2 separate regions of the Mus musculus genome follow, and region 2 is linked to region 1. Evidence: chromatin loops called from intact Hi-C (ENCODE). Cell type or tissue: left cerebral cortex. All regions are shown on one strand.

Region 1 (5,000 bases):
ATAAATGATAAAACATACTTTTGATTGACACTCCAGGAACTTGAATGTCCTTTATTCTACCAACTGCAAACCTGCCTCACTCTCTTCTCTAGCTTTCAATAGTCTTAGTGTGGAATTCACAAGGATCGGATCAGCCCTGTCACTTTCTTCTTATAAGTTTATTTTCTCCTGAACAATCTGAATAGTCGCTCAGTTTGTATTACAAACAAAACCAAATAAATGGGTTAATATTATTTAATGGAATAATATGGTTTATTTATTATGTACTTCCGACTAATAAAATTAAGCAGAAACTATACATCATTACATGGATTTTTTTTTAAGTTCGGTCATCAAATATGGCACATTTTACTAAATAAAATCAATGTAATGCATCAAAGATGTCATGGATATCCCAGTTAACAGTAATACAGTGTCAGTTAAAAGCTCAGGTCAGTTGACAAATGCATATATATATCATGAGGATCAGGAACACTCAAGTCCTAGATTAGCCAACATGGTGTTTTCTCTAGAACAATCATTTAACTCAAATCCTCTGCTTGTTGGTTCTCCATCATCTTCAGAAAAATTGTTTTCATTCCTACATCTTCAAATACCTCCTACTTCTTTATATAATTCTTCGAGAAAATGAAATGATGCTAAACTGAAAATGCCTACTGTGTCTAATCTTTTTTTCTTTTATTTTCCTCTTCTGGTATTCACAGTGGAGGACTCCTCAGTAGTTGCCTAGTTTTGGTTTAATTTCTGTTCCTTCTGCTCATCCTAACTGCTCTTGTTTTTCAGGCTTTTTTTCTTTTCTGGTTTAGTGTGTGTGTGTGTGTGTGTGTGTGTTTGTGTATGTGTGTGTGTGTGTGTGTGTGTGTTTCCCTCTCCCTCTGTTCCTCATTTTTTCCTTCTGTCTTAGAATTGTATTGCTGTGAACAGATACCATGACCAAGGCAACTCTTATAACGACAACACTTAGTTGAGATTCAGTCCCATATCATCAAGGTGGGCACATGGCAGCAGCCAGGCCGGCATGGTGCAGGAGGAGCTGAGAGGTCTACATCTTCATCTGCAGGCCTCTAAGAGAAGACTCACTCCCAGGCAACTTGAACTCCAGTATTAAAGCCCACACCAGGAGTGACACACCTTCTCCAACAAGGCCACACTTTCTAATAGTGCAACTCCCTAGCCCAAACATATTCAAACCATTACACTCTCTTTCTCTATCTCTCTCTTCCTTTCTTTATTTTTAACTTTTCTCCTTTTATTGAAAACAGATTCTTTTTTTCAATAATATATGCTGATTACAGTTTCCCCTCCCTGTGTCTCCTAGTTCCTCCCCACCTCCCCTCCCCTCTCCAGCCAATCCTTTTCTGTCACTCTCATTAAAAAATAGTGAGCCCGGCGTGGTGGTGCACACCTTTAATCCCAGCCCTTGGGAGGCAGAGGCAGGCGGATTTCTGAGTTCGAGGCCAGCCTGGTCTACAAAGTGAGTTCCAGGACAGCCAGGGCTATACAGAGAAACCCTGTCTCAAACAAAACAAAACAAAACAAAACAAAACAAAAGCAAACAAACGAAACAAAAAAAATAGCGGGCTTCTAAGAGATAACAACCAAATACGACAAAAATGATAAAAATCTATTACTAAGATAAAATAAAAACTATCACCTCAAGGCTGGGCAAACCAACCCAACAAAAGGAAAAGAATCCCAAGGGCAGGCACAAGAATCAGAGACCTGCTCGTTCACACACTCAGGAGTCCCATGAAATACTAATTAAGCTGAAAGATGTAACTTGTATGCAGAGGACGTGGTGCAGCCCTGTGTCACCCCTGTGCTTTCTCTGCTTCAATCTCTCTAAGTTCATAGGAACTTTGCTCAGCTGATTCGGAGGACCATGTTCTCTGGGTGTCTTCCAACCCCTTTGGCTCTTACAGTCTTAAACTCTTTCACCTTCCTCTTCCACAGGGTTGGTTCCCTGAGCTCTGAGGGGAGGTAAGTAATGGAGACATCCTCCTTACAACCTTTTTTAATCCATCCAATAGAACTTATTTATCCATCTTTCCTACTTGATTTGGACATGTTAAAAAACCAGGACTATTTGTATTTTCATTTTTATACTACTCCAACTAGTAAGACACCTGTTTATTGATGATTGCATGCAGAGGGAATAAATGCATGGTAGCAGTTTCATAAAAAATGAGTTTTTAATTCCTCATTGAGGAATAATGGTAAAATGTCACGGGCTCACTCTGTGTGCAATCTCTGGCTGAGGGTCTCTGCATCTGTCTCTATCTGCTCCAAGAAGAAGCATCTCTCATGATGACTGAATAAGGCACTGATCTCTGAGTACAGTAAAATGTGTACGTGTTTCTCTAGGTCATCATCTTTGATTCCTCTGACTTGGAACAATGAGCATCTCTGGTAGGTTCTCAGTTTGTACTGAGTGAGCACTGTTCTGGAAGTGGAAATAAGAAAAGATTTCTTGCTCAATAGTCTCAGGTGGCTCTCCGTTCTTCAGGATACAAGACTAGTCTTGCCTTAGTCCCTATGCAGTGGAATTCCTGTGGCGGTTCTTCTGCCTCCTGCATACAGCTTTGTTTTCCAAAGCAGCTCAACTGGAGTACAGCCTAACTACTTGTCATTCTAAAAGCATGGTGAGGTCTGTTTCCACCAATGTTTTCTCTTTGAAGATGCTGCCCTCATGTCCTCAGTGCAATCTGCTGCTTCTTCAATACCTTCCCATTTATGGCATCCTCCAGGAAATTCTCTGTAGTTTGCATGGCATTCTACGTAACCTTTTCTGAACTCAGCACTATGTCATAATGATTTAATTTATGCCTCTTTCTCATCTGATTTGAACATGCTAAAAAACAGGACTATTTCTATTTTTATCTAAGGCACTTGTTGATTGCATATAGAAAGAATAGATGCATGATAGGAGCTTCATAAAGAATGCATCCTTATATTTCCTCATTGAAGAATAATGGTAAAATGTCAGTACCACTAGGGGGCATAGAATTATAACAGAATTTTCTAATACACTAGCTCACAGGAGATTTTTCACTTCTGTATCAACTTGACTATTTCTAGCTGTATGGATCATGGAAGAATCTAACGATTCCATTTAAGTCGTGCCTCAGAAGAAGCTTTCAAACAGTATCTAAGAGATAAGACTGGCAAAGTAATCTGCTAGAGTAGGCTACGTAAGTAGGGCTTCATGAATTAACCTGAAGTTAGTGTTAAGAAAGGATCAAAATATACATCCAATGTTAAAACAATACCACAAGACTTGGGTCTGCTTTAAATTTTTTAATAAAAATACCTACATAAGAAGACTCTTTATTTTCACAGAAAACTAAAGATGACCACTGAATCTATTTCTTCTTTTTAAATATAATCAGAATTCTGGTTTAAAAACACATACTTATAAGGTTACTGTTTAAACCAAGTGAAATAATGACTTAAACCAGTGTTAGCACACACTGAACACATAGTAAGTATAATTATTTTACTTTGGTAGTGCTGATCAGGACAATATTTGGGAAGTTTTAGGAAAAAAGGTAGCTGCTGGCCTGGGAACAGGGAGATCTATTGAAGCTCTGTGTCCAGCCCCTCACCAACCCACTTGTGACAGCCACATACACATGGTTGAAGTATAACCACAGTGCTCACCTCAAAGGGAATGAGGCATAGTGTATCCTGGGGCCAAATATGAGAGACCATGTCATGAGAACACTGATTCAGTTGACTCCTGAATTCCAAGATCCAATGTAGTAATAGCTTTAGGAATGGCTTTTTATAGGTATGGAACAGAAAATGCTATAAATGAAAGCATTTAAAAACCACATCTGTGTGGATATCAGTAAAGCTCTGCTACAGGCCTCATGTATCATCTGATGGCATTCTTTGCCTTTGGGTTGGTGGAAGATAAAAGAGATTTTACCAGCTAGTCAAATAGAAGTTAGGTCAAACACAGAGGTGGGCCAGAAATGACAATGGAGATGCTGAAGACAGATCAGTATATCCACAGCATTCCAGCTCTCTATAATCAGAGAGGTTCCAGTCTATCGGCCTTGTAGAATGTTTAGCACAGGTGTGGCCTCATTCTCAGAACTTCAGTTCACATCTCCTACATTCTTTCTGTGCCCTCGGGCCAGGCTGTTTTCAAGTGGACAATTTCTCATTGACAAAGTAATGCAGGCCTCAGATTCCAATTATCAGAACATCTAGCAGTCTGGCCAGCCTCAGATGGTGTCTTAGTCAGGGTTTCTATTCCTGTACAAACATCATGACCAAGAAGCAAGTTGGGGAGGAAAGGGTTTATTCAGCTTACAATTCCATACTGCTGTTTATTACCAAGGAAGTCAGGACTGGAACTCAAGCAGGTCAGGAAGCAGGAGCTGATGCAGAGGCCATGGAGGGATGTTCCTTACTGGCTTGCTTCTCCTGGCTTGCTTCCCCTGGCTTGCTCAGCCTGCTCTCTTATAGAACCAAGACTACCAGCCCAGAGATGGTCCCACCCACAAGGGGCCTTTCGCCCTTGATCACTAATTGAGAAAATGCCTTACAGTTGGATCTCATGGAGGCATTTCCTCAACTGAAGCTCCTTTCTCTGTGATAACTCCAGCTGTGTCAAGTTGACACAAAACTAGCCAGTACAGATGGTCTCTGATATTGTGGTGAGTTCCCTGGCTTTAGGTTGTTGGAGAAACACCTAAGAGGTGTGTGTCATATCTCTTAGGAATTATTATTCTGCATTAAAAAAGAGTACTTTGCCACACCACACTGCTATTTTTAATATGGCCATTGATTATAATGATAGATACCTACGAAATGCAGTACAGCTGCTATGCTTATTGGCTCGATTATGGATTACCACAGAGGGAATAAAAGCTACAGACATGGATGGTATAGTTTAAAGGGCATTCTTTCAGGAAGTCAGGGGCTTCTGCCCTGATTTCAAGCCTATTGTTATGACTAGGCTTGGTGCAAGTCACTGAGCAAGCAAGAAG
Region 2 (5,000 bases), 290 kb after region 1:
TTATAGTGTTGCTCGTCAAGTGAATGGTTCATTTTCCTCACTTTCCTTAAAGATATTGTGTCATCTAAAGACAATAATTCCATTACTTCTGAGCTGGCAGTTTTGCTGATGGTTTTTGTGTCTGGGAAGGCTGGCATGTTCCTTTTTCAATTCTCCCACTTGGCAATGAGCTTGTCTGCCTTCAATCTTCCCTGCCAGCTTCAAACAAGTAAACATTCTAATTGGTAACAACCAAGAGAGGAAGAAGTTGGAACGCCAAAATAGGTGAGCTGCTGCCGTGTGTGCCTATCTTAGTTAGGGTCTCTCTTGCTGCTATGAAACACCATGGCCAAAAGAACAAGTTGAGGATGAAAGGATTTACTTTCCTTACACTTCTATGTCACTGCTCATCATTGAAGGAAGTCAGAACAGGAACTTGAGCAGGGCTGGAACCTCCACACAGGAGCTGATGCAGAGGCCATGGGGGAGTGCTCTACTGACTTATTCATCATGACTTGCTCAGCCTGCTTGCTTTCTTATAGAACCTAGGACTACCATCCCAGGAGTGGTACTATCCACAATGAGCTGGGCCCTTTTCATCCATCAATAATTAACTATGAAAATGTCTCATAGTCTGCCTATAGTCCAATCTTATGGAGGTATTTTCTCAGTTGAGGTTTCCTCTTCTCAGATGACTTTGCTTGTATCAAATTGACACAAAGTTATCCAGCACACTATTCCATAGTCAATAGCATCTTCATCCCATATGTTGACAGGATCTTAAATCCCCACTGTATTACTTAGTGGAGTCATGCCGGGCTGTCAAGATACCTATCAAGTTATCTAAATAGTTTCTGTTTTCTTGTCACATATAGGATTTGGTGAGGTATTATTCAGTGGCATTGCAGAAGACATAATAGGTTCATTAATCTACAACATTTGTATAATGATCATGAATGTATTATATTTATACATACTTCCACTAATGAAGAGAACTTTCCATTACCTTAATAATCCAAAATGATTTTGAATTAGTTTCAGAAATGTTTGTGACTTCCCAGGACTAACACTTTACTGCTTTGCTTTCTACTAAACTTTTGGGAGAGATTTTTGGGGTTCATGTAATGAAAAATGTCAAGGAATTTTGGCATACTGATACAAGTTTACATTTGAGCTGAGGACTCTTGAGCTTGCCATTAGACAGGAGCAGTGCTGTCAGCTTTCTGAACTAGATAATTTCTTGTAATGATCCCAGTCTCCAGGAAGCGCTCACATATTTTAATTAGATTATATTATTTAAAAGTCTAGCAGAGGGCAAGACGCACAAGAAGGATGGATGTGCACCATTGCACCAACAAAAATGCTTCTTAAAAATATCCTTACTAGGCTGGAGAGACGGCACAGTGGTTAAGAGCACCAGCTGTTCTTCCAGAGGTCCTCAGTTCAGTTCCCACCAACCATATTGTGGCTCATAACCATCTAAAATGGAATCTGATGGTCTCTTTTGGTATGTCTGAAAATAGCTACAGTATACTTATATAAATAAAATAAATAATTTTTAAAAAAAAAGGATATCCTTGCTGTGGTTAATCAAGAACTCCCAGAACAGACCACTCTGGTAAAACTTTCTTAGATGGCTTCATTAGATGATCGCTTAAAGTTGCAATACTCCTGTTTTTATTATTCATGATGTGTTAAGACTAATTTAATAAAAACTAGTAATCTTTTGGGCATTAGGTTCAATATGTACTTCCAGACATATCTTGATATTTTCTGCTTTCTTGTCACATATAAGATTTGGTAAGGTACTACTCAGTGGCGTTGCTGACGTTGATCAGTCCTAGGAAACTCATAATCTTTCCTTGTAACACTACAGAAATTGCACAAATGAAGACGGAAGTCAACATCCGAGGCAAGCAGCTCATCCTAGGACTTTAACAGTGACTTTAATACCACAAGATTGCAGATCTTCCTCAGGGATTTGCACCGTGTCCTGAGGATCTCGGGAAGACTTTGAGTTATTGCACATGATATTTGTGCCCATAGAAAATCACACAGGATACAATTAGAAAAGAAAATGGATTTTGATATCTTATATGTGGAAAGTGTTGTTTCCCCAGCACCTACAGATGCTATTCTTGTAAAACAGCAAAAACCCATTCTTATGTCTTTCCTTGATTTTTGGTAGGATCTTTTTTTTTGCATGATTTCATCACCAAAAGTTATATAATCTCTGTGTGTTCTCACATAGAACACATCCACATCTTAAGTGATATAAGGAAAAACAAATTTCTTTTCTTCCTATCTTAGGTTCATAGCCGATGTTGTTGTAATAAAACATATAAGAAGGGGTGAGCAGACAAGTTTATCTAAATTGCCATGGTGTAAAAGCCCATTTTAAGGAAACAATGAAGCATATATACTTTTCTGAGTTTATGCGTTTTGCCTGAGAGAGAAGCAAAAGTCATGGGAAAATGTGATCAGAAGATGAAGGGGCATGATTCAAAGTAATGTCCAGGAGACCTTAGCAAACTGATTTGTGCTACGAATGCTTCTTCCCATTGGTGTGAGGAAAGTAGCTCTGGAAACAGGGTCTTATGGTCACTTCAGAAGAGATGCTAATAGAGTGTGACTTTCTAGGATCTGGTATGTGCTGCACTATGGAAAACAAGTTGAGGATGTCTTCTGCCATTTTGGTTTTATAGGTGCCAATGTGCTATATTTTGGAGGATACTGTTCTAAACCCATCAGTGGGGTCCCTGTACTTGAAGGCCAGGTCCCAGAAGGTTTTGCCATTAGGTTTAACAACTTGGAGTGGAAATCCTGGCATATCCAGATGGACTTCGACAAAGTTGCTGTCTCTCTTCAAGCCAGGCAAGAAGGGAAGAAAATCACAAGGAATTTGATAAAATAGTATAATTGATCCACTATGGAAAGGCTGGGATAGCTCCATTGGCTGTGTTACCAGGTATAGAAAAGGAAGCAAGATGACTTTCAGCCTTAATGCATCATTTGGTTGTTCCTAGAAGGAGTGTGTCAGGGGTGCATTTTCAGGTCGATAGAGGCCATCCAGTCCAGACCTTAACAATGATCACAGCCTCTTCAGGGTCGCTTTCATGCACTGATATATTTTATCCCTCATCCCTATTTTAAGAGCAACCTTTGAACTATGCTAAAGAACCATCAAGCCTTAAAGATACAAGACAAATTTGAGATTCTTTCCCAAATAGAATCTTGGGAATTGATTATGCTAATTTAATTGGAAGTGGTAGAGCTTTGCAGGTAAGAGTGAGTAGCCCTGGCAGAACCACAATCTTGAATCCTCACAGTTTAGGCTCAAGCCAGGTACTTTGGAGGGCGCATGTTTTCATGTAGGCTAACTTTATGTCAGCTTGACATAGGCTAGAGCCATCTGATGGTTGGAACCCCAATTGAGAAAATGCCTCCAAAAAATTATGCTGTAGGCAAGACTGGAGGTAGGACATTTTCTTAATTAGTAATTGATGTGGGAAGCCACAGCTCATTGTGGGTATGACTACTCCTGGGTTGGTAGTCATAGGTTCTATGAGAAAACACAACAATATCAACCAACCAGCCCCTGAGTACTCCCAGGGACTAAACCACCAACCAAAGAGTACACATGGATGGACCCATGGCTCCAGCTGCATACGTAGCATAGGATGGCCTTATCTGCCATCAATGGGAAGGGGTATCCTTGGTTCTGTGAAAGCTAAATGCCCCAGTATAGGGGGCCACTAGGTCAGTGATGTGGGAGTGGGTGGGTGGGTGAGGTAGCACCCTCATAGAAGCAAGGGGGTAGCACAAGAGGTTTCCAGAGGGAAAACTGGGAAGGGGGATAACATTTGAAATTTAAATAAATAACATAACTAATACATTTTTTAAAAAGCAGGCTGAGCAGGCCACAAGGAGAAAGCCAGTAAGCAGCACCCCTTCATGGCCTCTGCATCAGCTCCTAACTCTGGGTTCCTGCCCTGTTTGAGTTCTGGTCTTGACTTCAGTGATGGACTACAATGTGGAAACATAAACTAGATAAGCCCTTGATCTTCAATTTGCATTTGGTCATGGTGTTTCATAGCAGCAGCTGGAGAAAGCCTGGGGTTGGGGAACACAAGAGAAGTTGAGAAGAGTAATAAATAATGTAAATGTATATGAAGTTCTCAAAAGTAGATCAAATAATTTAAAATTTTAAAAAGAATAATATTAAAAAATAAAAATCTTTTCTATAATTGTTTTAAAACTCTGCATCTATTTCCAGAAAAAAATGACAAGTTCATTATTGAACATGTGTTTCACGTCTAACCTTACATAACAATTTATATAAGATCCTGTCTTTGAATATTCACACATAAAAATAAATCTGTCTTGAAATGTAAGATCCATGAAACACATCACCCCTGCAAAAGAGCATATTCTGTACCAAGGAGCTCACACTGTCTCTAAATTCACGGGGAGGTTGTAGAGCAAACAGAGCCCCCATATGAATCTGCTAATTGAATCCTCCCTAGGCTGAGGAAATGAGCTGGTTTTGGCTTTGATCCCAGGTAGACAATCTCAGGGAATTGAGTCATCACTATATATTGGTCTTTTGGAGAAAAATTCATTTTTAATGTTAAATTATTAAAGCTGAGTTCTTTTACACAACTCTAGGAACAACACTGACCGAGCAGACTCTATGGTGGTTTCTATGGTAGCAAGTCCTCCTTTTATGTGTTTTCCCCAGCCACGTTATTGTTTACACAGCATTAATAGCAAGTATTAATTCCTCAAGCAAAGCAAAAAGAATTCAGGTTTTGCCCTGAATATTATATAGTTATACTATAGTAACTACCAGATAGCATCGCTGTCTTAAAATCCTTGGGATGCCTCTGATATCAACACATATACTCAGGCCTTTCAGGGGGTGGGAGAATAGATGGAAAGAAAATAGAAATGTGCTGGAAACTGGGTTTGTACCGATGATAAAGAGGAGAATTCCAATGAGGTGACTCCTTCGCACTAAT

What was found. Peaks named below come from ENCODE experiments on the same cell type or tissue, not always from the same donor. Only the 100,000 strongest peaks of a DNase experiment are listed, where the experiment ranks them.
Region 2: a loop joins it to region 1, with 2.6 times the contacts of the local background. A loop is called at or near these places in 4 of 42 quality-filtered maps.

What each region holds. Positions count from the first base shown.
Region 1 is chr1:21,965,340-21,970,339 of GRCm38, reverse strand. No RefSeq gene overlaps it. Among named protein-coding and RNA genes, the nearest start is that of Kcnq5, 5.9 kb to the right of the region's middle. In left cerebral cortex, a CTCF peak has its summit at 2,989 (motif pointing right); no DNase peak of the experiment used is centred here.
Region 2 is chr1:21,676,467-21,681,466 of GRCm38, reverse strand. The region is part of intron 1 of Kcnq5 (potassium voltage-gated channel, subfamily Q, member 5); the gene reads left to right. Among named protein-coding and RNA genes, the nearest start is that of Kcnq5, 280 kb to the left of the region's middle. In left cerebral cortex, no CTCF peak of the experiment used is centred here; DNase peaks (open chromatin) are centred at 2,060, 4,080 and 4,483; H3K27ac peaks cover 3,177 bases.